Regions from separate parts of the Homo sapiens genome. Here all the other regions are linked to region 1. A link is a contact called in ENCODE Hi-C or POLR2A ChIA-PET data. All regions are on one chromosome and are shown on one strand. The core of a region is the stretch at or near the end of the contact, and the rest is flanking DNA. Distances in the headings are between cores, read along the strand shown. Region 1 holds the start of JUND (JunD proto-oncogene, AP-1 transcription factor subunit). Region 2 holds the start of ANKLE1 (ankyrin repeat and LEM domain containing 1). Region 3 holds the start of MRPL34 (mitochondrial ribosomal protein L34). Region 4 overlaps PLVAP (plasmalemma vesicle associated protein). Region 5 holds the start of RFXANK (regulatory factor X associated ankyrin containing protein). Region 6 overlaps BORCS8-MEF2B (BORCS8-MEF2B readthrough). Region 7 holds the start of BST2 (bone marrow stromal cell antigen 2).

Region 1 (3,645 bases), core at 833-3,332:
TGGACATCAGCCGGCCCCGCGCCAAGGCGCGTCTAGGGGGCGCTCGCTGCGCGCCAGATGTGCGGGCCGCTCTCAGACACCCGCTCTCTGCTCCCTCCAACAAGGGGAGGAGCTAGGGACAGAGGGAGGAGAGAAAGGCGGGGGTGTAGGGGGGAAGCGAACCAGGCCCCGCCCAGCCCGCCAGGCCCCGGCGGGGGAAGAAGGAGGCGGAGAGCCGAGCTGGCGTAACGAGACTTTACTGAAAACAGAAAACCGGGCGAACCAAGGATTACAAACAGGAATGTGGACTCGTAGCAAAACAAAACAAAACAGAACAAAAAAGGGAGGGGGGACCGGTCGAAAGAACCGAAGGGGGGAGCGAGATCGAGGAAAGGGGCGGAGAATTTTTTTTTCTTCTTCCCATTTCTTTAAAAAACCAACACAAGAAAACACACACACACACAACCAACGTTTGTTCCCGAGTAGAAACATAAATAGGGCAGAATCGAACACTCTGTTCTTCTCTCTTCCAAAGAAAAAAAAAAAAAAGTAAAAGTAAAGGAAAGGCAGGGTTTGAGGCTGCGCCCCCTCGGAGCCCCCTTCCGCGGCGCGGTGTACAAAGGGGCAGCCGAGACGCGCGGGTTTGTGCAACACGGGGCGGCCGCGCGGGGGAAAGAGGCAGCGCGAGGGCGGGGGGGTCATGCGCTCGCCCCCCCGGGAGCAGGGGGTCCAGCTTGTCGAGTCCTGGGCACCCTCGGGGGGGGGGAATCCCCGGGGGCCGCGCCCTCTCTGAGTTCCTGGGCACACTCGGGGAGGGGGGGTCCCCAGGGCCGCACCCTCTCCAAGTCCGGGGCGCCCACGACACCCCCCCGCGAGCCCGCCCCTTGGGGAGGGTGGCCGCGCATGCGCCCCGCGCGCGGACTCAGTACGCGGGCACCTGGTGCTGGGGCAGCAGCTGGCAGCCGCTGTTGACGTGGCTGAGGACTTTCTGCTTGAGCTGCGCCACCTGCTCGCGCAGCAGGCTCGCCGTGGACGCCAGCTCCGTGTTCTGACTCTTGAGGGTCTTCACTTTCTCTTCCAGGCGCGAGATGCGCTCCAGCTTGCGCTTGCGGCACTTGGAGGCGGCGATGCGGTTGCGCAGCCGCTTGCGCTCCGCCTTGATGCGCTCCTGCGTGTCCATGTCGATGGGCGACAACGGCGGGCTCTCGCCGAAGCTCGGCACGTCGGGCACCGTCTGTGGCTCGTCCTTGAGCGCAGCCAGGCGCGGCGGCCCCAACGCGCCTGGGGGTGGCGGCGGCGGGAAGGGCACAGGTTCGGCAGCGAAGGCGACCGTCGCGGCGCCCCCCGCGCCCCCGGCGCCGCCCGCGTAGCTGCTCAGGTTCGCGTAGACAGGCGCTTCGGGCGCGGCCGCCGCCGGGGCCAGCTCGCCGGGGGGCGCGGAGCCCGTGGCCGTGCCCGAGGGCCCCCCGGCGGCGGCGGCGGCGGCGGCAGCGGCCGCGCCCGCGCCGAGCTGGTTCTGCTTGTGTAAATCCTCCAGGGCCTTGACGAAGCCCTCGGCGAACTCCTGCTCCTCGCTGGCCGCCACCTTGGGGTAGAGGAACTGTGAGCTCGTCGGCGTGGTGGTGACCAGCCCGTTGGACTGGATGATGAGGCGCTCGAGCTCGGGGGAGGCCAGCTTCAGCAGCCCCAGGTCGGGAGAGGCGAGCAGGCCGTCGGGGGGTGCCGCGCTGGGGGCGCCGTCGGCGCGCAGGGGGGTAGGAGGCGGCGCGGCCGCAGGCTTGAGCGCTGCCGCCACCTGCTCACTCAGGCTCAGCGTCAGCGCGTCCTTCTTCATCATGCTGCCGGCCGCGGCCGTCGGGGGCGCCCCGGGGAACAAGCGGCCCGGGGACGCGAAGCTGCCGCCGCTGCCACTGGCGCCGCCGCCCAGGCCGCTCAGCGCCTCATCGCCGTAGAAGGGTGTTTCCATCCTCCGCCTCCCCCGCCGCGCCGGCCCGGGGGGGAGTGGCCGCGGCCTCCCGGGGGGCCCGCGCCCCCCCGTCCGCTCGGCCCTGCGCCCGCCCCGGCCGCGGCCGCAGCGCCCGGCCCTCCACTGGCGGCGGCTCCTGCGCCGCGCCACTTGTGCGCCCTCTTATAGCCTCGGCTCGGCGCGATGAGCTCACCGCCCCCGTTCGCCATTGGGTGCGGGTGACGTCGCTCATTTGCATGGAGGGGCGGGGCCAAGCCGCCGACGCCCGCCCGGCCGCCGTTGCCCCGGCGACGCGCGGTAAACGCCACAACAGCGCGCTGCCTTGTGGGTTGACGTCATGGGGGCGGCCGCGCGCCCGGGCCGGGTCACCCCGCCCCGGGACCGCTGTGTACGACCGATCTCCCCGGCGCCGCCTCCGCCAAGGCACGTCCCGGGTGGCGTGATGGGCCCGGGCCACCAGGCGCCCGCCCGCCCCGAGGCCCCGCCCCGTGTCCGCGCGTGGGGCCCCGGCCGGGCGGGGGCGGGGGCGGGGGCGGTGCCGGCCTCCGGGGACTGGAGGGGGATGGGGTCCCGCATGGCTAAATAACTCCTTGGCGCCTCCTGCTCTGCTGTGCCGCCAGGGCCTCCCCTAGCGCGCCTTCTGGAGAGGCTTTGTGCGGATACGGGGCTGGAGGCCTGGTGGGGCTGTGTCCGGGGGCTCGCCGGGGGTGTGGGGAGGTCTGCGTTCCTCACCCTCCCTCCTTCCTTCCCTCCCTCCCTCCACCCCGCGTGTGATTGCTCAGGAAGAGACGGGAGGGGAGAGGAGGGTCGCCAGAAGTTGCTGAAAGCGCTTGGATCCTGATCATTTTCACTGAGTGCGTTCTAGAACCAGGAGTCCTACTTCCTGCCTTTACAGATGGGAAACTGGGCTCAGAGAGGTGGAGTGACCATCCCCCGAGAGTTAGCTAGGAGTCACAGCAGGGCCCGGGCTGTGACTAGGCCTGAGCTCTTGTCCACCCTTAGAACCCTAGAACCTGGGAGTCCAGGCCCCTGCGCAGCCCCTTCCTTCCGCCGCCCACGTTTTAACCCCAGGTCTGCCAGGGCTGTGATGTCCTGGGCGAGGGTGCCCAACTCCAGGGGCTGGGCTGATGAGGCAGGAATGCCGGGTATAATTATTACATGCTTGTTACCACTATCATGGCTGTTAGGGCTTAATGAGCCACTATTAAGACTGGCTGGGAAGGGGGTGTGAGGGAGGAGAGATGGACCCACCCCACCAATACTCACAAGGGATCCTTAGGACATCTGGATCTGACCTACAGCCTCTGCATGCACCCCTCCAGCTCCCCACCTCTGTCTGAATGGAGCCCACACCCTCCTTTCCCTGACCTCCTTCCCCTCACTCTCTCTGATCCTTGGCCTCCCAGTTGCAGGACTAATCGTACCTCTGGGCCTTTGCACGTGCTATGCTCTCTGCTTGGTACTCCCTTCCCCCAGTGCAAAGATGTGTCTTCAGGAAGTGCCCCACCCTCAGACTTTACTCCTTTATTGTAGCCTCTGAATCTGCCAGAATGATGGAGTGGACCATAGTCCCTGAAGGTCAGGGACATTGCCTATGCTGAGCCTGCTGACAGGGCCTCGCATAGAATGGATGCTCAGTATTAAAGGTGAATGCGGGGCTGGGTGTGGTGGCTCATGCCTGTAATCCCAGCACTTTGGGA
Region 2 (3,645 bases), core at 811-3,310, 1.0 Mb before region 1:
CCTGGATCATACATCCCTAAGGGGGAGGTTTAAGAGCTCCATCAGCAGTACTGAGGCCATGATAGGAGGGTTGCTTGAGGCCAGGAGTTCAAGACCACGCTGGACAACATAGCAACATTTCCTGTCTCTACAGGAAATGCAAAAATTAAGCCAGGCTCGGTGGCTCACGCCTGTGATTCCCAGCTACTTGAGAGGCTGAAGTGGGAGGATCACTTGAACCTAGGAGGTCGAGGCTGCAGTGAGCTGTCATCGCGCCACTGCACTCTAGCCTGGGTGACAGAGCAAGACCCTATCTCAAAAATAAACACAAACAGCTTTATTGAGTGACTGCTTTTCCTCCCTATGAGCATTTTTTGGAACCTATCGTGTGTCAGGCCCTTGTGCCCAAGCCCCTGTTCAATCCCCGCATCAACCTCGTTAGGATTCTCACATTTTGCAGATGGGACACTAAGACTCTCAGAGGTCCAGCCCTCCAAAATACTGAAGTCCTAGTTCCGCTGGATTGAAAATGGGCAACGCAGAACGGGGACTGGAAATTTTTTAAAAATTGTTTTTAAAGACGGGGTCTTGGCCAGGCGCAGTGGCTCACGGCTGTAATCTCAGCACTTTGGGAGGCCGAGGTGGGCGGATCACAAGGTCAGGAGTTCGAGACCAGCCTGACCAACATGGTGAAACCCCGTCTTTACTAAAAATAAAAAATTAGGCGTGATGGTGCATGCCTGTAATCCCAGCTACTGGGGAGGCTGAGGCAGGAGAAGCTGTTGAACCCTGGAGGAGGAGGTTGCAGTGAGCTGAGATCACACCACTGCACTCCAGCCTGGGCAACAAGAGCAAAACTCCGTCTCAAAAATAAATAAATAAATAAAACAAAGACAAGGTCTCCGCCTGTAATCCTAGCACTTTGGGAGGCCGAGGCGGGCGGATCACCTGAGATCAGGAGCTCAAGACCAGCCTGGACAACATGGTGAAACCCCATCTCTACTAAAAATACAAAAATTAGCCGAGAGTGGTGGCACATGCCTGTAATCCCAGCTACTTGGGAGGCCGAGGCAGAATAGCTTGAACCTGGGAGGCAAATGTTGCAGTGAGCCCAGATTGCGCCACTGCACTCCAGCCTGGGCGACAGGGTAAGATCCGGCTCAAAAAAAAAAAAAAAAAAAAAAAAAAAAATAGGGCCTCACTCCGTTGCCCAGGCTGGTCTCAAACTCCTGCACTCACTAAAAGAAAAGAAAAGCAACAACAAACTAGTAGGCTCAAACGATCTTCTCTCCTCAGCCTCCCAAAGCACTGTGCTTAAAGGCGTGAGCTGGGCCCTCGGCCTGGGGGTTGGAAATTGAAGCCTCTATTTTATGTATTTATTTATTTTCTGAGACAGAGTTTTGCTCTGTTGCCCAGGCTGGAGTGCAGTGGTGTGATCATGGCTCACTGCATCCTCGAACTTCCGGGCTCAAGAGATTCTACCAACTCAGCCTCCCAAGTAGCTGGGACCACAGGTGCAAGCCACCCACGCCCGGCTAGTTTTTTGTATTTTTTTGTAGGGACTGGGTTTATCCAAGTTGCCCAGGCTGGTCTCGAACCCCAGAGCTCAAGCAACCCTCCTGCCTGGGCCTCCCGAAGTGCTGGGATTACAGGTGTGAGCCACCGTGCCCGGCCTAAGCCTCTCATAAGGCCGTGCTCCCTGCCAGAGGCCACCCTTGAAGAAGATTCCCTGAGACTTAATGACCTGGGGCACCCCGGACTTTCTTAATCGTAGCTCCACCCACTCGAGCCGGGTGCCTTCGCGTTTCCCGTTTTTAAATGAGATAGTGGCACACCCGGTGGCATCCTCCCACCCGGGCTCTTATCGGCGGTCCCAGACCCTGCTTGAGCGCCTCCGGGTGTCAAGGGCCCCTGAGGACACTAAAGCTCTCGAACCCCGATGTGGACCCCCGTGCGGCGCGGGGCAGCCTGGCTGGGAACCCTGCTCGGCCCTGGAGAGGGGCCCCCCGAGCCGAGGGGAGGAGCGGCGCATGCCCACAAGCCCCCCGCGGGAAGTAGGAAATCGACCGACCAGGCGGTGCGCTTCGGACCCAGCCAGGGCATGTGCTCGGAGGCCCGCCTGGCTCGCAGGTTGCGGGATGCGCTGCGGGAGGAGGAGCCGTGGTGAGGGCGGGGCCGGGGGCGGGCCAGGAGTGGGGGTCTTTGGCCGGGGTCCACTCTGACCGCGGTGTTTGCAGGGCAGTAGAGGAGCTGCTGCGCTGCGGCGCGGACCCTAATTTGGTGCTAGAGGACGGCGCAGCGGCTGTGCACTTGGCGGCCGGAGCCCGGCACCCGCGCGGCCTGCGTTGCCTCGGGGCCCTACTGCGCCAAGGCGGGGACCCCAACGCTCGGTAAGATAGAGCCTGGGTCCGGGGCGGGGTCTCCCCAAGCCGAAGTCTGGGAATCCGGGAAGGGGCGCCCCATCATCCCGGGCCAGGCCTCGGGGCTCGAGGGTGGGGTTTAGGGGATCTTGGGGAGGGAACTTGGGGGTCCAAGGGCAGGGGCTAGGGCTCGAGGGAGGCGCTGGGGTCCCAGACCGAGGGCGTGGAATGGGGCTGCGCTAGGACCAAAGTGGGGATCAAGGGTTCGGATATTGGAGTGGAGGCACCAGGGTCAGACGGCAGAGGTTTGGGTCCTGGCCTGAGGTCATAGCATCTAGGTTCCAAGGGCAGTGTACCAGGGTGGACGGCGGAGATCCGGGAGGCCGAGAACGAAGGCTCCAGGTCCCCAGAGCGGAGATCGGGGTTCCTGCCGGGAGGCTGAGTCCGCAATGACCCCTCTTGCGCTGCCGCCCCAGATCTGTCGAGGCACTGACGCCGCTGCATGTGGCCGCCGCGTGGGGCTGCCGCCGCGGCCTGGAGCTGCTGCTGAGCCAAGGAGCGGACCCGGCGCTGCGCGACCAGGTTGGGAGGCACTGCGCGGGCAAAGAAAGGCTGGGTGAGCCCAGAGGGAGGGAAGGAAGGTAAGAGGGCCTCGGGCGCCCCCTGCTGACCGCGCCCCTGTAGGACGGACTCCGGCCGCTGGACCTGGCCCTGCAGCAGGGACACCTGGAGTGCGCGCGAGTCCTGCAGGATCTCGACACGCGGACCAGGACCCGGACCCGGATCGGGGCAGAGACTCAGGAGCCCGAGCCTGCACCTGGCAGTGAGTAGGGCCTGCAGGGCTGCTGGGGCTTGACTTCTGGACCAGTCCCTGACATCCAGGGTCTTCCCCACCCCACCCATTGGTTCTGACCGTCTCACATCCACTATTTGTGGCCAGCTCTTTCGGCCTCAGACACTCTGATCTCCTTTTTCTGTTTGATCCTATTCTCATCGCTGTCTCATCCCTCCTCCTCTCCTCTCTGGCCCCCACTCTCACCTGCAGCCCCAGGCCTCTCTGGACCTACCGATGAGACGCTGGACTCCATAGCACTCCAAAAGCAGCCATGCAGAGGTGACAACAGGGACATTGGCTTGGAGGCTGACCCAGGACCCCCCAGCCTCCCTGTTCCCCTTGAAACTGTGGACAAACATGGGAGCTCGGCGTCCCCTCCAGGGCACTGGGATTACAGCTCAGACGCCTCTTTCGTCACAGCGGTTGAGGTCTCTGGAGCTGAGGACCCAGCCTCGGACACTCCCCCCTGGG
Region 3 (3,645 bases), core at 617-3,116, 980 kb before region 1:
CCCAGACTGGTCTCGAACTCTGGGCATCAAGCAATCCTCTCGTCTACGGCCTCCCAAAGGGCTGAGATCACTGGCGTGAGCCATCGTGACGGGCTTCTCTAAAGCTTTCAAGGAAAGTCTTGGAGCTGTGGGTAATTAGAGAGTTTGAATTTCATAATCAGCCGATTTAACCCATGGCTGCCATGGTTCTGAGAAGGGCTGATAGCAAGAGGCAGGCATCCCAGCTCTGTGGTACCGGCGGGGCCATGGTAGGCCCTCAGGAGAGCTCAGGTCTCAAATCCAGCCTCTGCCCTTTGCTGATGTGTGACCTCGGGCAAGTTACTTCACTTTCCTGAGCCTCCGTTTATTTCTCTATGAAATTAATCCTCTCATAAGTTTGCTACGCAGGTAAAGCACTCATCATAGTGTCGTGCATATAACAAATGCTCCATATATTATGGGCATTATTATAGTGGTGATGTTTTGCTAAACGATGCTACAGGTAGGATGGGCTTCGGAGGACGAGGGGTTAAATGCTCCTTGCTGCTTGGCCACTCACATCCCCTGGAATTTGCTGCCAGAGCTGGATTCCGTCCAGACACCTACTCTTGCCCACTAAGGGCACTTCTGGGAGACTATACAGTTTATTCATTTAGCAAACACCTCTCTGCATGAACCCCAAGCTGGCACTTGTAGGGATACAGCCCCAGGCCCCTGGCCCTTGAGGAGCCCTTGAACTTGGGGGAGAGTCAAGGGAAAGCAGTCGGGCCAGAAGAATGGACAGCGGTTGAGAGAAGACGACTCCTTTTTTTTTTGAGAAAGGATCTCACTCCGTTGCCCAGGCTGCAGTGCATTGGCGCTATCATTGCTCACTACAGCCTGGATCTCCTGGGTTCAGGGAATCCTCCCACCTCACCTTCAAGTACTTGAGACTATAGGTGGTTGCTACCATGTCCCCAGGCTGGTCTCAAACTCCTGGCCCCAAGGGATCCTCCCTCCTCAGCCTCCCAAAATGCTGGAATTACAGGCATGAGCCACACCTCACTCAGCCCTTGGAGAGGAAAGGATTTTTAAAGGGCGGATAGGGGAACACCAGGCAGAGAGGAGAGTGTGGCTGAAATGTAAGATGGTGTGTGTAGAGGGTTTTGCATGCCTGATGGAAGGGCTGAGCAGGTTTTACCTGGGGAAATGGGGAGCCAAGGATAGTGTGTGAGTAGGGGAGGGGTTCAGATCTGAGTATCAGAAAATTTTTCTTCCTTTTTTTTTTTTTTTTTTTTGGTTCTAACAACAGAGGAGAATTCTTCTAGGGCCCAAAATGGGGGCAAGATTGCCAAAGACAAGCTTGCAATCCCTGAGTTTACAGATTGAGAAAGCCCAGAGTGGCGCAGGGACCACCCCAAGGACACGCAGCGAGCTTGAACTCAGGCCTCCTCGGCTTCCTGCCAAGAGGCGGAGACTTGGCTGCAGCCAGGACAAGCTGCCAGCCAGCTGTGTGCCATCTGCCCAGCTCCCGCTGGGGGCGGGAAGACCAACCAGCCGCTTCCTGCAGCTGCCACCAGCTGCGCCCGGCCACCGCGGGGCACCCTCTGCCGGTCAATAGGAGAGAGAACTACAGCTCAGCTGCCAGCTGACCGCGGGAGATAATGCCTTGTGCGCACGCGCTTGCTCAGAAGGCGCCGTTCGCCGGCTACCTGTTGGTGTGTATGCAGAGCATCCCTGTGCCCCGCGGATATAGACTGGCGCGCCTCTGTTGCGCAGGCGCAGAACTACAACTTCAGGGTTTTCCCCAACGGCCTCTTTTTTGCACGTTAGGAGAAACTACATTTCCCATAATCCTTTGTTCCAGGGCTGGAGCGGCTCTGGGCTCCGGAATCGCCCGCAGCCGGTACTGCGGGACCCACTGCGGATATGGCTGTCTTGGCTGGATCCCTGTTGGGCCCCACGAGTAGGTCGGCAGCGTTGCTGGGTGGCAGGTAAGTCCTCAGGGGGACCCTTCCCCAAATCAGGGAATAAGGGCGGCTTCGGAGGCTGGCGCCACTCTTCACTGCCCGCGTGACCTGCCAGTGCCTTGCGCATTTTGCAGCCAGGCTCTGTCTCCGGGAGCCGAGGCTCAGAGAGGTTGAGCGCCAAGGTCACCCAGCGCCCCGTCTGACCTTTCTCGCCGTCCCTCTACCCACGCAGGTGGCTCCAGCCCCGGGCCTGGCTGGGGTTCCCAGACGCCTGGGGCCTCCCCACCCCGCAGCAGGCCCGGGGCAAGGCTCGCGGGAATGAGTATCAGCCGAGCAACATCAAACGCAAGAACAAGCACGGCTGGGTCCGGCGCCTGAGCACGCCGGCCGGCGTGCAGGTCATCCTTCGCCGAATGCTCAAGGGCCGCAAGTCGCTGAGCCATTGAGGATCGCGACGCAGTCGGCGGGACCCTCATGGAAGCATCGCCCTCGCCTCGGACCTTGCCTGGCGCTATTTTTGCAGGGAGCTGGGGAGCAGGAACGCCTCGGACCTGAGTGCTCTCCATATTGTGGGGTTGAAGTCTGGATGGGAGCTTGCCAAGTCCCTTTTTAGGCTTTTTAATTAGGAAGCATTTCGAACCTGCGCAACAGACCAAAGAACAGTACAAAGAACATCCGTGTACCCAGTACCCTGACTACCGACTACCTACAACCCGTCCCTGCCCCATCCTGAGTTCTTTTGAAGCTGATCTCAGGCATCGGATTATTTCTTCTGTAAATATTTCAGAATGTATCTCTCCAAGATGAGAGCTCATTAAAAGACAATTACAAAGCTTATCACATCCAAAAGAATTATCAATAATTTTGAAATATTATTAAACGTGTAATAAATGTTCAAAGTTCCACTTGCCTTATATGTGTCATAACTCTTTTTTTTTTTTGAGACAGTTTCCCTTTTGTTGCCCAGGTTGGAGTGCAATGGGGGGATCTCGGCTCATTAAAACCTCCGCCTTGCGGGTTCAAGCGATTCTCCTGCCTCACCCTCCCGAGTAGCTGGGATTACAGGCATGCGCCACCACGCCCGGCTAATTTTGTATTTTTAGTAGAGATGGGGTTTCTCCATGTTGGTCAGGCTGGTCTCGAGCTCCCGACCTCAGGTGATCCGCCCTCCTCTGCCTCCCAAAGTGCTGGGATTACAGGCATGAACCACTGCGCTCTGTCCCCCAGGCTGGAGTGCAGTGGCACGATCTCGGCTCACTGCAAACTCCCTCTCCTGGGTTCAAGCAATCTCCTGCCTCAGCCTCCCGAATAGCTGGGATTATAGGCGCCCACCACCACACCCGGCTAATTTTTGTATTTTTAGTAGAGACGGGGTTTCAACCATGTTGGCCAGGCTGGTCTCGAACTCCTGACCTCAGGTGATCTGCCTGCCTCGGCCTCCCAAAGTGCTGGGATTACAGGTGTGAGCCGTCATGCCCAGCCTGTGTCATAAATTTTATAGGTCTGGGAAGACTGGTGGAAAACTGTGTGTGTGTGCGGGGGGGTGTTTGTTTTTGAAACAGGGTCTCGCTCTGTCACCCAGGCTGGAGTGCAGTTGTCGGATCCCTGCTTACTGCAACCTCTGCCTCCTGGGTTCAAGCAATTCTGGTGCCTCAGCCTCCCAAGTAGCTGGGATTACAGGTGCATGCCACCACGCCCAGCTAATTTATGTATTTTT
Region 4 (3,645 bases), core at 750-3,249, 910 kb before region 1:
CCACCGCACTCGGCCGAACTAATTTTTGTATTTTTAGTAGAGACAGGGTTTCACCATGTTGGCCAGGCTGGTTTCAAACTCCTGACCTCAGGTGATTCGCCCCCCTCGGCCTCCCAAAGTGCTGGGATTATAGTCGTGAGCCACCTCTCCTGGCAGAAGTAGGGTCTTTAGAGAGGTAATTAAGTTAAGGTGAGGTCCTTAGGGTGGGTCCTAATCCAACATGACTGATGTCCTTATAAAGAGAAGAGATTTGGACACAGAGACACGGACAGAAGGAAGACCAAGAGCAGACACAGGAAGAAGATGCCACCTGCAAGCCAAGTAGAAAGACCTGGAACAGGCCGGCTATGGTGGCTCACGCCTGTAATCCCAGCACTCTGGGAGGCCAAGGCGGGTGGATCACGAGGTCAAGAGTTCAAGAGCAACCTGGCCAAGATGGTGAAATCCCATCTCTACTAAAAATACAAAAAAATTAGCAGGGCATGTTGGTGGGCACCCGTAATCTCAGCTACTGGGGAGGCTGAGGCAGAGAATTGCTTGAACTCGGGGAGGCGGAGGTTGCAGTGAGCCGAGATCGCGTCTCTGCACTCCAGTCCAGCCTGGGTGACAGAGCGAGACTCCGTCTCAAAAAAACAAACAAACAAACAAAAACCTGGAACAGATCCTTCCCTCACAGCCTCAGAAGGAACCAACCCCGCTAACACTTTGATCTTGGTACCACCCAGTCTGTAATACCTTGTCATGGAAGCCCTAGCAAATTAATACAAATGCTAACACCATCTCATGAGGCAAACAACAGTCTTTAAAAAAAACCTTTTTTTGTTTTTTTTTTTGTTGTTGTTTTTGAGACAGGGTTTTTTGCTCTGTCACCCAGCCTGGAGTGCAGTGGCACGATCTCGGCTCACTGTAACCTCCGTCTCCCGGGTTCAAGTGATTCCCCAGCCTCAGCCTCTCGAGTAGCTGGGATTACAGGTGTGCACCACCATACCTGGCTAATTTTTGTATTTTTAGTAGAGACAGGGTTTCGCCATGTTGGCCAGGCTGGTCTCGAACTCCTAACCTCAAGTGATCTGCCCACCACCAGCCTGGCCAACATGGCGAAACCCCATCTTTGCTAAAAATACAAAAATTAGCCAGGCATGGAAGCGCATGCTTGTAGTCCCAGCTATTTGGGAGTCTGAGCCAGGAGACTCGCTTGAATCCGGGAGGCGGAGGTTGCAGTGAGATGAGATTGTGCCACCACACTCCAACCTGGGGAACAGAGTGAGACTCTATGTCCAAAAAAAAAAAAAAGAAAAATTAAAATTAAATTAAATAAGATATGCAAATGGCCAAAGAGCATATCAAAAGACATTCAAAATCGGCTGGGCGCGGTGGCTCACACCTATAATCCCAGCACTTTGGGAGGCCAAGACAGGTGGATCACCTGAGGTTGGGCATTCGAGACCAGCCTGGCCAACATGGTGAAACCCCATCTCTACTAAAAATACAAAAAAATTAGCCAGGCCTGGTGGCAGGTGCCTGTAATCCCAGCTACTTGGGAGGCTGAGGCAGAAGAATTGCTTGAACCCGGGAGATGGAGGTTGCAGTGAGCCACGATCACACCATTGCACTCCAGCCTGGGTGACAGAGCGAGAGTCTGTCTAAAAAAAAAAAAAAAAAAAAAAAAAGAAAGATATTCAAAATCATTAGCCATTACGGAAATGCAAATCAGGACCACAGTGAGATACCACTACACACCCACGAGGGTGGCTATTTTAAAAACCCATAAACCCCCAAAATGAACAGTAACAGGTGTTGATGAGGATGTGGGGAAATCAGAATTCTCAGACAGTACTAGTGAGAATGTACAATGTTGCAACGGCTTTGGGAAAGTCTGGCAGTTCCTCAAAATGTTAAACATAGTTACCACGTGACCCAGAAACTCTACTTCTCAGCATATACCCAGAGCAATGGAAACACATCCTCACATCAACTTGCCAGGAATGTCCACAGCCGCTCGATTCACAGTAGCCAAAGGTGGAAAGAACCCAAATGCCTGTCAGCAGATGAATTAACGCACAAAATGTGTTCCTTCCATACATAGAACATGATTCAGCCATAAAAAGGAAGGAAGCACTGATCCATGTTGCAGTGTGTGTGAACCCCAAAAACATGATGCCTAAGTGAGAGAAGCCGGACACAAAAGGCCACAGAATGTGAGATTCCACTGACATGAAATGCCCAGAACAGGCAAATCCATAGAGACAGGAAGCAGGTTGGTGGCTGTCAGGGATTGGGGGAGGGGAATGGGAAGTGACTGCTGATGGGGACGTGGGTTTTCTTTTGGGAAGGTGAAAATGTTCTAAAATAATGTTCTAAAATGGATCGTGGTGATCAATGTACAACTCTGTGAATTTACAAAAAAATCATCAAATTGGCTGGGCGCGGTGGCTCACGCCTGTAATCTCAGCACTTTGGGAGGCCGAGGCGGGCGGATCACGAGGTCAGGAGATCTAGACCATCCTGGCTAACACGGTGAAACCCCATCTCTACTAAAAATACAAAAAATTAGCCAGGCGTGGTGGCGGGCGCCTGTAGTCCCAGCTACTCGGGAGGCTGAGGCAGGAGAATGGCGTGAACCTGGGAGGCAGAGCTTGCAATGAGCTGAGATCGCGCCACTGCACTCCAGCCTGGGCGACAGAGCGAGACTCCATCTCAAAACAAACAAACAAACAAACAAAAACATCAAATTGTACACTTTAAATAGGTGGATTGTAAAATACATGAATTATATATCAATAAAGCTGTTTTTAAAAATTATTTATTATTATTATTATTATTGAGATGGAGTCTCGCTCTGTGGCCCAGGCTAGAGTGCAGCGGTGTGATCTCAGCTCACTGCAACCTCTACTTCCTGGGTTCAAGTGATTCTCATGCCTCAGCCTCCCAAGTAGCTGGGAATACAGGGGTGCACCACCATGACCAGCTAATTTTTGTATTTTAGTAGAGACGGGGTTGCACCATGTTAGCCAGGTGGTTTCGAACTCCTGACCTCAAGTGATCCACTGGCCTCAGTCTCCTGCCTTGACTTCCCAAAGTGCTGGAATTACAGACGTGAGCTGCCACGCCCGGCCAGCTATTTTTATTTTAATTTAATTTTATTTTTTTTGAGACATGGTCTCACTCTGCCACCCAGGCTGGAGTGTGGTGGTGTGATCACAGCTCACTGCAGCCTCAGCCTCCCCAGGCTCGGGCAATCCTCCCACCTCAGTCTCTCAAGTAGCTGGGATTACAGGCACGTGCCACCACTCCTGGCTAATTTTTTATAGAGATGGGGTCTCACCATGTTGCCCAGGCTGGTCTTAAACTGCTGAGCTCAAGCAATCCACCCACCTTGGCCTCCCAAAATGTTGGGATTACAGGTGTGAACCACCACGCCTGGCCAGCAAAGCTGTTTTTAAAGAAAGTGTTCACAATTTAACAAACTAAAGCCATGCCTTTCAAACTTTGGAAGAGAACCCTCTGCAGAAATATAATAAGACATGAAGAATCAGGAGAGTTTGTCTTTCTGCAACTCTCTGTCCTTCATCCTTTTGCAGTTGGCCCTGGGTGAATGTCCTGGGGGGACATGGGGAATGCCTTCTGTTCTCAAAAGCCTTAGTC
Region 5 (3,645 bases), core at 534-3,033, 910 kb after region 1:
ATAGGCCTCCTCGCTTTGAATGTGAGCATAACGGCCAGGGGCGGTGGCCCACGCCTGTAATTCCAGAACTTTGGGAGGCCGAAGCGGGAGGATCACCTGAGGTTGGGAGTTCGACACCAGCCTGACCAACGTGGAGAAACCCCGTTTCTACTGAAAATACAAAATTAGCCAGGCATGGTGGTGCATGCCTGTAATCCCAGCTATTCGGGAGGCTGAGGCAGGAGAAACACTTGAACCCGGGAGGCGGAGGTTGCCGTGAGCCATGATCACGCCATTGCACTCCAGCCTTGGCAACAAGAGCAAAACTCCGTCTCAAATAAAAAAAAAGAAGAAGAAAGGTGAGCATAACAGACAAGGCACGGTGGCTCATGCCTCATACTCATGCCCTCCGTTATCCATGGTTCCCGAATCTGTGGATTCAACCAACCGTGGATGGAAAATAGGAAAAAAAAAATTCCACAAAGTTTCAAAAAGCAAAACTTCAATCTGCCCTACACGAAGCACTTCTTTGAATCCATGTGAATGAAGTGATGTGTAGGCCTGTATTATGTATTCTAGATGTGAGTAATCTAGGGTGATTTAAAGTATAGGGGATTAGCTGGGTGCAGTGGTTCACACCTGTAATCCCAGCACTTTGGGAGGCCAAGGTGGGTGGATCACTCGAGGTCAGGAGTTCGAGACTAGCCTGAGCAACAAGGTGAAACCCCGTCTCTACTAAAAATACAAAAAAATTAGCTGGGCATGGGGGTGTGTGCCTGTAATCCTAGCTACTCAGGGGGCTGAGGTTGCAGTGAGCTGAGATCCCCCCACGGCACTCCAGCCTGGGTGACAGAGCGAGACTCCGTCAAAAAAAAAAAAAATTAAAGAATTAGCCTGATGTGGTGGTGTGCACTTGTAGTCCCAGCTACTGGAGAAGCTGAGGCAAGAGGATCGCCCGCGCCAGAGAGATCGAGGCTACAGTGAGCCATGATCGCGCCACCGCACCCCAGCCTGGGCGACAGTGTGATACCTTGTCTCAAAAAAAAAAAAAAAAAAGGAAACAAGACGCACAGCGATTACTACGCCCCGGGGATTCTTCCAATGCATTACAAATATCAGGTTGTTGAGTTTTTTTTTTTTAGACAGGGTCTCACTTGTCACCCAGGCTGGGGGTGCAGTGGCACGACCGTAGCCCACTGCAGTGCAGCCTTGACCTCCCGGGCTCAAGCAATCCTCCCACCTTAGCCGCCCAAGTAGCTGGGACCACAGGCGTGCGCCACCACGCCCGGCTAATTTTTGTATTTTTTTAGAGACGAGATCTCACTATGTCACCTAGGCTGGTCTCGGGCTCAAGCGATCCTCCCGCCTAGGCCTCCCAAAGTGCTGGGATTACAAAGCCACCACTCCCAGCCTCAGCTACTGAATTCTTGAAACAATCCTGGGGGGACCGGTAATTAAAGCAGACACGGAGCCTTTCTACAGGTTTCAAAACTAGTCAGCGGCAGAGCTGGGATTGGACGGCAGTTCAATCACTGCTCCTCGCACGGTCCCTCCGCGCCCGGCCTTTGTCAGGCCGCCCCTCCACAAGTTACCGGCCCCCTCTGTCCCGCCCGCAGGCCCGCACCACCTTTCTTCCCCTTGAGCTGCATCTCCGGCTCCTCCATAGCGACCGCGGCCGAGCGAACCGGGAAACGGCACCGGAAGCCCGGAGGTTGGGACGCCCGCCTAAGCCTTCCCTGCTGAAACCGGACGCCGCACGGCTCCTGTTCCGGTGTCAGAGGGCCCGCCCTCCCCGCTCCTCAGTCTTTGCGGACAAGAAAGGGGCTGTGTGAGACGCAGGGAAGGAGGCACACCCGGGGGTGGCGCAGTGAGGAGGGGGCGCGACGGCCAGGAGGCTGGTGGAGCGACACCCAGGCAGGAGAGGGGGAAGAACTCTCTCCCTTTCTGAACCCCCTTTTCCTTGAGAGACGAGTTGGGGGAGTCCTCCACGCATTACCCACTCGGGCCGCAAAAACTCCCTTCTTTAGCCCTCTGCCCCCGCCCTTGCTTATAAGCCTTTGAGACCGCAGAAGGGACCTTGTTGTGGAACGGGACGGCCAAGGTACGCTGCCCCTTTAAGTTCCAGACGCCCCGCGTACTTCCCCTACTTCTTCTTCTTGAGATAGCCCCGCCCATCTACCCGAAGCCGGAGCCAATTGGCTCCCTCTGGAAAAATCTGTGGGCAGGGTAAAGGTGAGCGGGCGCAGGCGTAGTGAAATTCTCAGAGCCCTTTAGGCCCCGCCCATTCCCTCCGAGTCGGTGAGGAGGGGAAAAGAAGGCGCAGGCGCAACTGCCCTCCCAGGACCCCAGCGGAACCCACGCCCTCCCCTAAGTCTTAAAGGGCCAGAGGCAGCACTTACTGCCCGGGCCCTTCCTCACTTTTGGGGGGCGGGGGTGCGCAAGCGCAGTGGGGGAGCTCTGGGGTGGGGGTAGCGGTCGAGTATCAAGTTGCTTTCTGTCCCGGCAGAGGAAGCCAGATCGCTGAGGGTCCGGTCTCCAGTTTGCCTCCTGCTATATCCATTGGAAGAGAAAAGTTTGTGACTTGGGCCCCCAAGTTTTGAGAGAACTGGGCTTTCGGCGCGGGGGGACAGAGGAGGCTCGTGGGGAGGTGAGTGGACCTCCTGGATCGATTTAGGAGGCTCGGGTGGGACTGGGACCAATCGCACCTTTGTTGAGCCGTCACTCATTATGGGGAGCCCCTCCCAACAACCATAGCGAATATTTATTGAGCTCCACGCTTAGCAGATCCCCCGATAAGCTATGTACAGACATAATTCGTTGTAGGTCTCATTTCCACATTTTGTCGTGGAGGAAACTGAGGCTCAAAGGTTAAGTCACGTGCCCAAGTTCTCACGGCCTATAAATTGAGGGATTCGAACCCAGACAGCTGACCCCAGAGCCCCGGCTTTTTTTTCCTTTCTTTTTTTTTTTTTTTTTTTTTTTTGAGACAGAGTCTTGCTCTGTCGCCCCAGCTACAGTGCAGTGGTGCGATCTCTGCTCACCGCAACCTCCACCTCCCGAGTTCAAGCAATTCTGCCTCAGCCTCCCGAGTAGCTGGGATCACAGGCGCCCGCCACCGCGCTTGGCTAATTTTTGTATTTTTAGTACAGATGGGGTTTCACCATGGTGGCCAGCCTGGTCTCGAACTCCTGACCTCATGATCCACCCTCCTCGGCCTCCCAAAGTGCTGGGATTACAGCCGTGAGCCACTGTGCCCTGCCAGAGCCCAGGCTCTTAAACATTGCACATTGTAGGTGCTTTGGTGGTGGGGAATGGTAGACCTCGAAAGCAGTTGGACTCTGGTTTTCATTTCCCTGGCTCTGGTAATTAACCTGGACCTCAGTTTACCCACCCTCACAGTGCAAGGCTAGGTATGCAGTCGGTGCCTACTTTATTATAACTGTTGATAATTATTGTCATCTCTCCCCTTCTGACACCTCCGCCAGCTTTCCCCATGGAGCTTACCCAGCCTGCAGAAGACCTCATCCAGACCCAGCAGACCCCTGCCTCAGAACTTGGGGACCCTGAAGACCCCGGAGAGGAGGCTGCAGATGGCTCAGACACTGTGGTCCTCAGTCTCTTTCCCTGCACCCCTGAGCCTGTGAATCCTGAACCGGATGCCAGTGT
Region 6 (3,645 bases), core at 416-2,915, 880 kb after region 1:
AGCCCGGGCAACATTGTGAGACTGACTCGAAAGTTTTTTTTTCTTTTTTTTGAGACAGAGTTTTGCTCTTGTCGCCCAGGCTGGAGTGCAGTGGCGCAATCTCAGCTCACTGCAACCTCCTCCTCCCCAGTTCAAGCAATTCTCCTGCCTCAGCCTCCTGAGTAGCTGGGATTACAGGCACACACCACTACACCCAGCTAATTTCTGTATTTTCAGTAGAGATGGGGTTTCACCATGTTGGCCAGACTGGTCTCGACCTCCTGACCTCAGGTGATCCACCAGTCTCGGCCTCCCAAAGTGCTGGGATTACAGGCGTGAGCCACAGTGCGTGGCCTAAAAAAAAAAAAAAAAAAAAAAAATTAAATCTAGCGGGGCATGGTGGTGCCTGCCTGTAGTCCCAGCTACTTGGGAGGCTGAGGCGGGAGGATCACGTGAGCCCAGGAGATGGAGGCTGCAGTGAGCTATGAGTGGGCCACTGCACTCCAGCCTGGGTGACAGAGTAAGACCCTGTCTCTAAAAATAAAAAAGCTCCTTGCTGCTTATGGCTGCTGTGGGGAGCAGTGTCTGTTCAGGCTAGAGTGAGGTGACAGGAAGAGGCTGGGCCAGTGGGAAATACAGAGTTTGAATGGAGACAGGGGTGGCACCTGGGCAGAAGTGGTGACCAAAGGGTGCAGGATGTGCTGGTGACCTGGGATAGAAGAGGAGCCTGGTGATCCCAGGCCTGAGCGATGTGGGGGTGAGGGGGAATTGGGAGGACAAAAGAAGAGCTCAGGAGTGCGGAAGCATCAGAAACTTTCTGGCAGTATCTGTGGTCACTAAGTCAATCAACAAACATTACCCTGAAGTCCTTCAAGCCATAGATTATCATCTCCCCAGCCTGGCGAGGCCCCTTAGCCCCCCAGTAATGGAGATGGGGTGCTGGAGGGAATCCCACCCTTCCACTGACCCTTCCCCTCTGGCCTCTCTGCGTGGTAGGACTCAGTTCTCTTACCTGTTAATTGGGGGTGAGAATCCTTCTCCCACCAGCTGGGAAGAGGGTAGGGAGCAGGGGTCTACTGAACTTTTTTTTTTTTTTTTTTTGAGATGGAGTCTCGCTCTGTTGCCCAGGCTGGAGTGCAGTGGCGTGATCTCGGCTCCCTGCAACCACTGCTTCCCAGGTTTAAGCGATTGTCCTGCCTCAGACTCCCGAGTAGCTGGGATTACAGGTGCACACCATCACACCCAGCTAATTTTTTATATTTTTGGTAGAGGCGGGGTTTCAGCATGTTGGCCAGGCTGGTCTCGAACTCCTGACCTCAAGTGATCCGCCTGCTTTGGCCTCCCAAAGTGCTGGGATTACAGGTGTGAGCCACCACACGGGGGCCTCTATTGAACTTTTCTTCTGGCTTCTGGGAAACCAAAAGGAAGAAGGTCTGGGCCTTGGAACTGGGGGCGCTGAGTCAGTACAGCATCCTGCAAGACCACCTTGAAATACTGTCATCAGTCACCTGCTTCCTCCCCCATAAAATGGGTCACAGGATCCTAACCTCACAGGCTTTGCAGAGGGGTTTAAGAGAAAAGATTAGGAACAAGTCAAGTTCCCTTTCTTGGCACCCCTGCGGGACTTTACTGGGGGGATGAGCTGCAGAGTCACTTCGCCAGACCCCTGAGCCCGCAGGGAGGCCACGGCTTGGCAGAGGAACCCAGGCCGGGAAAGGAGAAGTGAGAGGCAGGTGGGTTGGGTGGGGGTGGGGGTGAGGGCCCGCGGGAGGCGGTGAAGCGGGGAGGGGGCGCTGCTCCCGGCCCCTGCAGCGAATCAGGCCTGCCGCCCCGCCTCACGCAACCCAGGCTGTGGTTTCATCACCTGCTCCCCAAGTACCTCATTATGGGCGACAGGAAGAGCCCCTTGGAAAGCCAGGACCCCTCCTCCCCTCTCCTGGGGGCTCCAGCGGCTCCGACCCCAGCTGCAGGCGACCCTCCCTCCCCAGCCAGAGCCCTGGGCCCGCCTCCTCCCCGGGGGCCTAGGGAGGTGGTACCCAGGTGGGGGGGCATGTAGGTGACCTGGCGGCCTGGCTCAGTTCACAGCGGTCCCTGGAGCCCCGCACCTGCCCTCAGGGACTCAGGGGAGACGGTGGGCTCGGGCAGTGACTCCCCTGTTGCTGAGCTTCTCTGGAACTCAGTTTCCTCCTCCAGAAAGTCAGGGGGCAGCAGGGGCCACCTCGCTGAACTGGGGGGAGGGGCTTCACAGTAAGGTGCTTTACAGATGCGGGGAGGATTTGTGGTCGATGGGTCCTGATGCCTCTCAGAAGGCCTTGGGGTCACCTCTCCATCCTGGGGGAACCCAGCTCAGATTGCGGGCCCCAAAAAGTCCCTGGTGGAGTGCTGAGGGACAGGGGCGGATGGGGTTGGGGGTCACTCCATCCTTGTATGGGCATAATGGGAGGTAGAAATATTCCCCACACACGGAGACCCCCAAACAGAGCCGCAGAAAATCCACAGATGCCCGAAACAACAGATCCCCCAAATACACAAGTATTCCTCCTGCGAAAGTCCCCAAAATACATGCAGTTCACGATACGCCAAACCCCCCAACCCACACAGCTCTCCAAACACACACATCCCCAAAACACATCCTATTCCCTCTGCATAGACAGACCCCAAAAACACTCAGACATACCCAGATGCCCCAACACATGCCAATCCCCCAAATGCACAGACACATACAGATCTCCCTAAACACATGGCCGTCCCGCAAATACACACAGACCCCTTTCCCCTGAACAATGTGGAGACCCCCGCCAGACGCATGCAGACTCTTCCAAACATATGCAGACTCCCCCCAATCCATGCTGGTCCCCCATTACATAGGTAGGGCCCCCCCATCCCTGCAGTGATACCACCCACACTCTAGCTTTCTTCTTTTTTGTTTTTTTTTTTTGTGAGACAGAGTCTCACTTTGTCACCCAGGCTGGAGTGCAGTGGCGTGTTCTCTGCTCCCTGCAACCCCTGCCTCCTGGGTTCAAGCGATTCTCCTGCCTCAGCCTCCCCAGTAGCTGGGATTACAGCCATGCGCTACCACACCCAGCTAATGTTTGTATTTTTAGTACAGACAGGGTTTCACCATGTTGGCCAGGCTGGTCTTGAACTCCTGGCCTCATGTGATCTGCCTACTTCGGCCTCCCAAAGTGCTGGGATTACAGGCCACCATACCTGGCTGGGTTTCCTCTTTTTAATTATTATTATTTTTTTTTGAGATGGGGTCTCGCTCTGTTGCCCAAGCTGGAGTGCAGTGGTGCCATCATAGCTCACTGCAGCCTCCAATTCCTGGGCTTAAGCATTCCTCCCACCTCAGATTTCCCAGCAGCTGGGGCTACAAGCGCACACCTAATTTTTAACCAGACTATGCCAGGCTAATTTTTTTTATTTTTGTAGAGAAGGGGCTTCATTTTATCACACTGGCTGGTCTTGAACTTCCGGCCTCAAGTTATCCTCCTGCCTCAGCCTCCCTAAGTGCTGGGATTACGGGTGTGAGCCACCACACAGGCCTGGCTGCCTTCCCAAGGCCGGGTGCTCTCCACCCACCAGGGGTGAAATGCAGGCTGGGGGCATCTGAGGCTAGATTTGAATGGGTAGTGTTTGAATCCAGGATTCTTAGAATGTTCCAGC
Region 7 (3,645 bases), core at 369-2,868, 880 kb before region 1:
TATCCCTTGGGGCAATGGGGATTTTGGGAGCAAAGGAGATCCTGGGTCTTGGGCTAGGGATGTGGGGGTGAGAGGAATGTGGCAGGTGGAGGGTAGCGGGGGAAGGCTATCTCTGACCTCAGTCGCTCCACCTCTGCAGACGCGTCCTGAAGCTTATGGTTTAATGTAGTGATCTCTCCTGGTAGGGTGGGAGGACAGAAACAGGGGGCGGGTCAGCATGTGGCCATGCTGGGGCCCTGCTCCACTCTGGGACAGAACCTCCCCCTTACCCCAACCTCCAGCCCTGGTCTCCCTGCCCCCACCCCCTCTTCCATACCTGACTCACCCCTCCCCGGCCCTCTCCCTTCTCCCTTTCTCACCCTCAAGCTCCTCCACTTTCTTTTGTCCTTGGGCCTTCTCTGCATCCAGGGAAGCCATTAGGGCCATCTAAGAAGAGTTAGAATCTGGGGTTTTGGCCTGGGGAGTTTGGCTGCTGCCCCTGGGACCTGGGCCTCCTCCCTAGGTCCTGGGGACAGAGGGGCTTAAATGCAAACCCCTTTCAGGTTTTCTTCCAACCCTCTCTGCACCATGGTCTCCAACCTTAAAGAACAGCCACAACCACACACTCTCCCAGGGCCACCCATAAGCATGTGGGTCCTCAAAATGGGAGTTTTGAGGCCACCCCACGTGGAAACTTGGAGGCTATCGATAACCAAAGTTTAGTGGACATTTCCAGATTGCCTGAGCAATGGCCCAAGAAAAGTTAGAGGGCCCTACCAAATCCAGAATGCAGTGGGATTTCCCCGCCCAAGTGACATGCCCAGCGAGAGTTTCAAGATCCCCCATATCAGGACCCAGGTGAATATTTCAGTTTCTTAGGGATGAAGTGAAAATTTCAAAAGCCCCCTTTTTCAGGGTCTGGTGAGGTCCCCCTTCAACCCTGAATAGGGATTTCTACTCCCCCAGGACTGGTGCCCACGAGGAGTTTCAAGGCCCCCGACACCAGTGCCCTGGAAAGAATTTATAAATTCACCTAAGTCCCAGGGGGATACTGAGGTCCCCGATTTGGGGGATCTGGAGAGTTTTAACACCCTGCCCCTACACCAGTGCCCTGGACTGGGTTAGGGGCCCACAAACCCTGGTAGGGGAACCTAGGTCCCTTGATGTGGGGGCCCAGGAGCAGTTTCAGGACCTCCCCTGCATCTCCCTGGAGACCCACCCTGGGTCAGATTTCTGGGGAGAGATTCTTGTCCCTCCCACCGCCTAGTACTAGGCCATCCAAAGGAGTTGAGGAGCTTACCACAGTGTGGTTGCAGGTGGCGGCCTGGGCCTCCACATCCTGAAAGCCCTTCTGGGCCTCGGTCAGCTCTTGTTGCAGGAGATGGGTGACATTGCGACACTCCATCACTGCCCGAAGGCCGTCCCGGCAGGCCTCGCTGTTGGCCTTGATGGTGAAGATAATCAAGGGCACCCCCAGAATCACGATGATCAGGAGCACCAGAATTCCTATCCCCAGCAGAAGCTTACAGCGCTTATCCCCGTCTTCCATGGGCACTCTGCAATAGTCATACGAAGTAGATGCCATCCAGATCTCCCCTTTAGAGTCTGGCCTGGAGTTAGGGGAGGGTGCTGGAATCTTCTACGGGCCACCCCTTTATTAGCATAGGAAACGTCCTGACCAATAGCAAGTTCCAGGAAGTGCTCTGACCAGCAGCTCTTGCATGAGGCACCTACAGGCAGAGGATTAATTAGGTTTTCAGTTTCAGTTTCCCAGAAAGGAGGTGGGCTTTTTTTTCACCCTGCTTTAAAAGCCCTTGGGCCCTTCCCAGCTGGGTGCCAGCCAACTGTGGCTGCCTGGGACACTCCATCTTAAGTCCCTGTGCCTCTGCTGTGTGTTACTGAGTGCCTAGGCCGTGCCAGCCTGTATTCATCTGTACTATGACCTGAAGAGGCAGAGGCCATCACTGTTGGTCCGGTCTCCACCTGGGGAAACTGAGGTTGCACAGTTGCGTGGTGGAGTGAGGGCAGGGCCTGGGTCTGGGGGCGGGGCCTGGGTCTGACCCCAGGGACTGGTTTTTGTGTTCAGGTGTCTCTGTGGTGACGAGCAGGGCTTCATCCAGTGCCTCTGTCCCCACCGAGGGGACTATGGGAGACATGGAGGGTGTGTGAGCAACAGGTGAGACTGGAGCCAGCTGAAAACTGGGAGACCGACCCAGCCAACAAACAATGTCGGTCTCTGTCTTGGCACCTGCAGGAAACAAGCTCCTACTTCCAGAAAAAGTGCTCCTGGGACTCCAGGATACCAGGTAAACTCTCTGAGCCTGTTTCTTCATCTGCAAAGGGGAATAACAGGGCCAGCCTCAGACACTGTCCATGTGGCCAAGAGAGCCAGGGCTTCCTACAGGAAATCAGGCCCATTATCGGCACCCAACTGCTGGGCATGACCGCTGAAAGGGGACTGCATGTTTTTCTTGTGGCTTCTTCAGCCACATCCTGACCACAGCCCAGATTCTGTTAGGTCTGCCATTTCCATGTTTTTTTTTCTTTTCAGCAGGGCCAGACAGTAGGCGAGGTCAAGTCCAGAGCCCAGGCCTCCCAGAAGGCCTGGGGAACTCCCCCCAGGCCCTGACTCCAACATCCCTCAGAAGGACCCCATTAAAGCCACTTAGAGCCAGGCATGGTGGTACATGCCTGTGGTCCCAGGCTGAGGCTGGGAGGCTGAGGCAGGAGGATCACTCGAGCCCAGGAGTTTGAGGCTGCAGCGAGCTATGATTGTGCCACGGCACTCAAGCCTGGGTGATAGAGTGGGATCCCATCTCTTAAACCAATAAACAAAAAAATCACTTAGAACCAAGAACCAATTAACAAGCTGTGGGAGATGATCTTGCTGAAAATTCTGAGGGTGAACTTGTCCCAGGAGGAGGGACCTACCAGCCTGGCCAGGACTCCAGGTGCAAAGACACGACCTTTGCCTGACTTATTTGACTAAGCTGACTTATTTGAGCAGCACTGTTCTGGCCTGCTAACTTTAGGGTTAGTTTGGGACCAGGTCGGAAATCACAATTGCATGAATTGCACATTGGAGGCCAGGGTGGTGCACCTCTGGGCAAATGAATTTCCTCTCTTAGCATTGATTTCCCCAGCTGTAAAATGTGGATAATAATAGATTGATGTCCTCTCTAAATTTTGCAGCTGTAAACAGTCCCAGCCCTGCAAACCGAAAGTTTGTTGCTCTTCCCTTTAAAATTACTGTAGGGACCAGCCCCACAGGGTCAGTGGGTCTCTCCCTGTGTGCGGCGACGAGAGAGTGTAGAAATAAAGACACAAGACGAAGAGATAAAAGAAAAGACAGCTGGGCCCGGGGGACCACTACCAGCAATGCGCGGAGACTGGTAGTGGCCCCGAATGTCTGGCTGTGCTGTTATTTATTGGATACAAAGCAAAAGGGGCAGGGTAAAGAGTGTGAGTCATCTCCAATGATAGGTAAGGTCACGTGGGTCACGTGTCCACTGGACAGGGGGCCCTTCCCTGCCTGGCAGCCGAGGCAGAGAGAGAGAGAGGGGACAGACAGAAAGACAGCTTATGCCATTATTTCTGCATATCAGAGACTTTTAGTACTTTCACTAAATGACTACTGCTATCTAGAAGGCAGAGCCAGGTGTACAG

Evidence for each region. A loop is a pair of places that touch in the nucleus more often than their neighbours do. ChIA-PET counts read pairs that join two places held with the same protein, here RNA polymerase II (POLR2A). Pooled maps may share reads with other maps.
Region 2: POLR2A ChIA-PET joins it to region 1 with 15 read pairs in PC-3. The contact joins the promoter of ANKLE1 here to the promoter of JUND in region 1. A Hi-C loop is called at or near these places in 2 of 50 pooled maps. POLR2A ChIA-PET finds 5 or more read pairs at or near these places in 2 of 52 experiments (PC-3 and activated T-cell).
Region 3: a map with no recorded cell type shows a loop between it and region 1 (17-fold over the local background). The contact joins the promoter of MRPL34 here to the promoter of JUND in region 1. A Hi-C loop is called at or near these places in 1 of 37 single-sample maps with no recorded cell type and 8 of 50 pooled maps. POLR2A ChIA-PET finds 5 or more read pairs at or near these places in 3 of 52 experiments (AG04450, activated CD8-positive, alpha-beta memory T cell and activated T-cell).
Region 4: a loop to region 1 is called in a pooled map, with 5 times the contacts of the local background. The contact joins the enhancer-like site here to the promoter of JUND in region 1. A Hi-C loop is called at or near these places in 1 of 50 pooled maps. POLR2A ChIA-PET finds 5 or more read pairs at or near these places in 3 of 52 experiments (B cell, HEK293 and T-cell).
Region 5: a pooled map shows a loop between it and region 1 (10-fold over the local background). The contact joins the promoter of RFXANK here to the promoter of JUND in region 1. A Hi-C loop is called at or near these places in 1 of 37 single-sample maps with no recorded cell type and 6 of 50 pooled maps. POLR2A ChIA-PET finds 5 or more read pairs at or near these places in 3 of 52 experiments (B cell, activated B cell and activated CD8-positive, alpha-beta memory T cell).
Region 6: a pooled map shows a loop between it and region 1 (6-fold over the local background). The contact joins the enhancer-like site here to the promoter of JUND in region 1. A Hi-C loop is called at or near these places in 1 of 37 single-sample maps with no recorded cell type and 2 of 50 pooled maps. POLR2A ChIA-PET finds 5 or more read pairs at or near these places in 2 of 52 experiments (B cell and endothelial cell of umbilical vein).
Region 7: a pooled map shows a loop between it and region 1 (9-fold over the local background). The contact joins the promoter of BST2 here to the promoter of JUND in region 1. A Hi-C loop is called at or near these places in 2 of 50 pooled maps. POLR2A ChIA-PET finds 5 or more read pairs at or near these places in 5 of 52 experiments (CD8-positive, alpha-beta T cell, Caco-2, GM12878 and 2 more).

The regions. Positions count from the first base shown.
Region 1 is chr19:18,279,540-18,283,184 of GRCh38, forward strand. JUND (JunD proto-oncogene, AP-1 transcription factor subunit) reads right to left here and starts at 2,083. Exons shown (of 1, transcript NM_005354.6): 1 at 155-2,083. The coding sequence starts at 1,945. The coding sequence ends at 902. It overlaps MIR3188 (microRNA 3188), which reads left to right and starts at 2,538; the gene lies at 2,538-2,622. It overlaps LOC124904652 (a long non-coding RNA gene), which reads left to right and starts at 2,553. Exons shown (of 2, transcript XR_007067154.1): 1 at 2,553-3,591. RefSeq lists silencers at 42-241, 672-981, 1,562-2,561 and an enhancer at 1,217-2,068.
Region 2 is chr19:17,279,841-17,283,485 of GRCh38, forward strand. ANKLE1 (ankyrin repeat and LEM domain containing 1) reads left to right here and starts at 2,061. Exons shown (of 9, transcript NM_152363.6): 1 at 2,061-2,142; 2 at 2,217-2,369; 3 at 2,816-2,921; 4 at 3,024-3,162; 5 at 3,385-3,645. The coding sequence starts at 2,081. RefSeq lists silencers at 1,923-1,972, 1,983-2,072.
Region 3 is chr19:17,304,006-17,307,650 of GRCh38, forward strand. MRPL34 (mitochondrial ribosomal protein L34) reads left to right here and starts at 1,867. Exons shown (of 2, transcript NM_023937.4): 1 at 1,867-1,952; 2 at 2,161-2,838. The coding sequence starts at 1,888. The coding sequence ends at 2,374. RefSeq lists an enhancer at 1,811-1,890 and a silencer at 2,121-2,180.
Region 4 is chr19:17,368,357-17,372,001 of GRCh38, forward strand. All of the region lies in intron 1 of PLVAP (plasmalemma vesicle associated protein), which reads right to left. Among named protein-coding and RNA genes, the nearest start is that of PLVAP, 7.2 kb to the right of the region's middle. Within about 2 kb of position 2,000, at least 6 of the 41 ENCODE cell types and tissues checked have a DNase peak (open chromatin) inside an H3K27ac peak, as active enhancers do.
Region 5 is chr19:19,190,475-19,194,119 of GRCh38, forward strand. It overlaps RFXANK (regulatory factor X associated ankyrin containing protein), which reads left to right and starts at 1,784. Exons shown (of 10, transcript NM_003721.4): 1 at 1,784-2,080; 2 at 2,486-2,626; 3 at 3,465-3,645. The coding sequence starts at 3,473. BORCS8-MEF2B (BORCS8-MEF2B readthrough) reads right to left here and starts at 1,678. Exons shown (of 12, transcript NR_027308.2): 1 at 1,607-1,678. It overlaps BORCS8 (BLOC-1 related complex subunit 8), which reads right to left and starts at 1,678. Exons shown (of 6, transcript NM_001145784.2): 1 at 1,607-1,678. The coding sequence starts at 1,643. RefSeq lists an enhancer at 2,561-2,650.
Region 6 is chr19:19,158,907-19,162,551 of GRCh38, forward strand. The region is part of intron 5 of BORCS8-MEF2B (BORCS8-MEF2B readthrough); the gene reads right to left. The region is part of intron 1 of MEF2B (myocyte enhancer factor 2B); the gene reads right to left. Among named protein-coding and RNA genes, the nearest start is that of MEF2B, 9.5 kb to the right of the region's middle. RefSeq lists an enhancer at 1,492-2,467 and a silencer at 1,713-2,042. Within about 2 kb of position 1,666, at least 2 of the 41 ENCODE cell types and tissues checked have a DNase peak (open chromatin) inside an H3K27ac peak, as active enhancers do.
Region 7 is chr19:17,404,012-17,407,656 of GRCh38, forward strand. It overlaps BST2 (bone marrow stromal cell antigen 2), which reads right to left and starts at 1,619. Exons shown (of 5, transcript NM_004335.4): 1 at 1,280-1,619; 2 at 360-426; 3 at 118-178. The coding sequence starts at 1,564. It overlaps BISPR (BST2 interferon stimulated positive regulator), which reads left to right and starts at 1,675. Exons shown (of 4, transcript NR_130766.1): 1 at 1,675-1,760; 2 at 2,066-2,285. It also overlaps a transcript of MVB12A not described here. RefSeq lists enhancers at 798-1,536, 1,521-1,580, 1,651-2,030, 2,221-2,280, 2,331-2,380 and 2 more.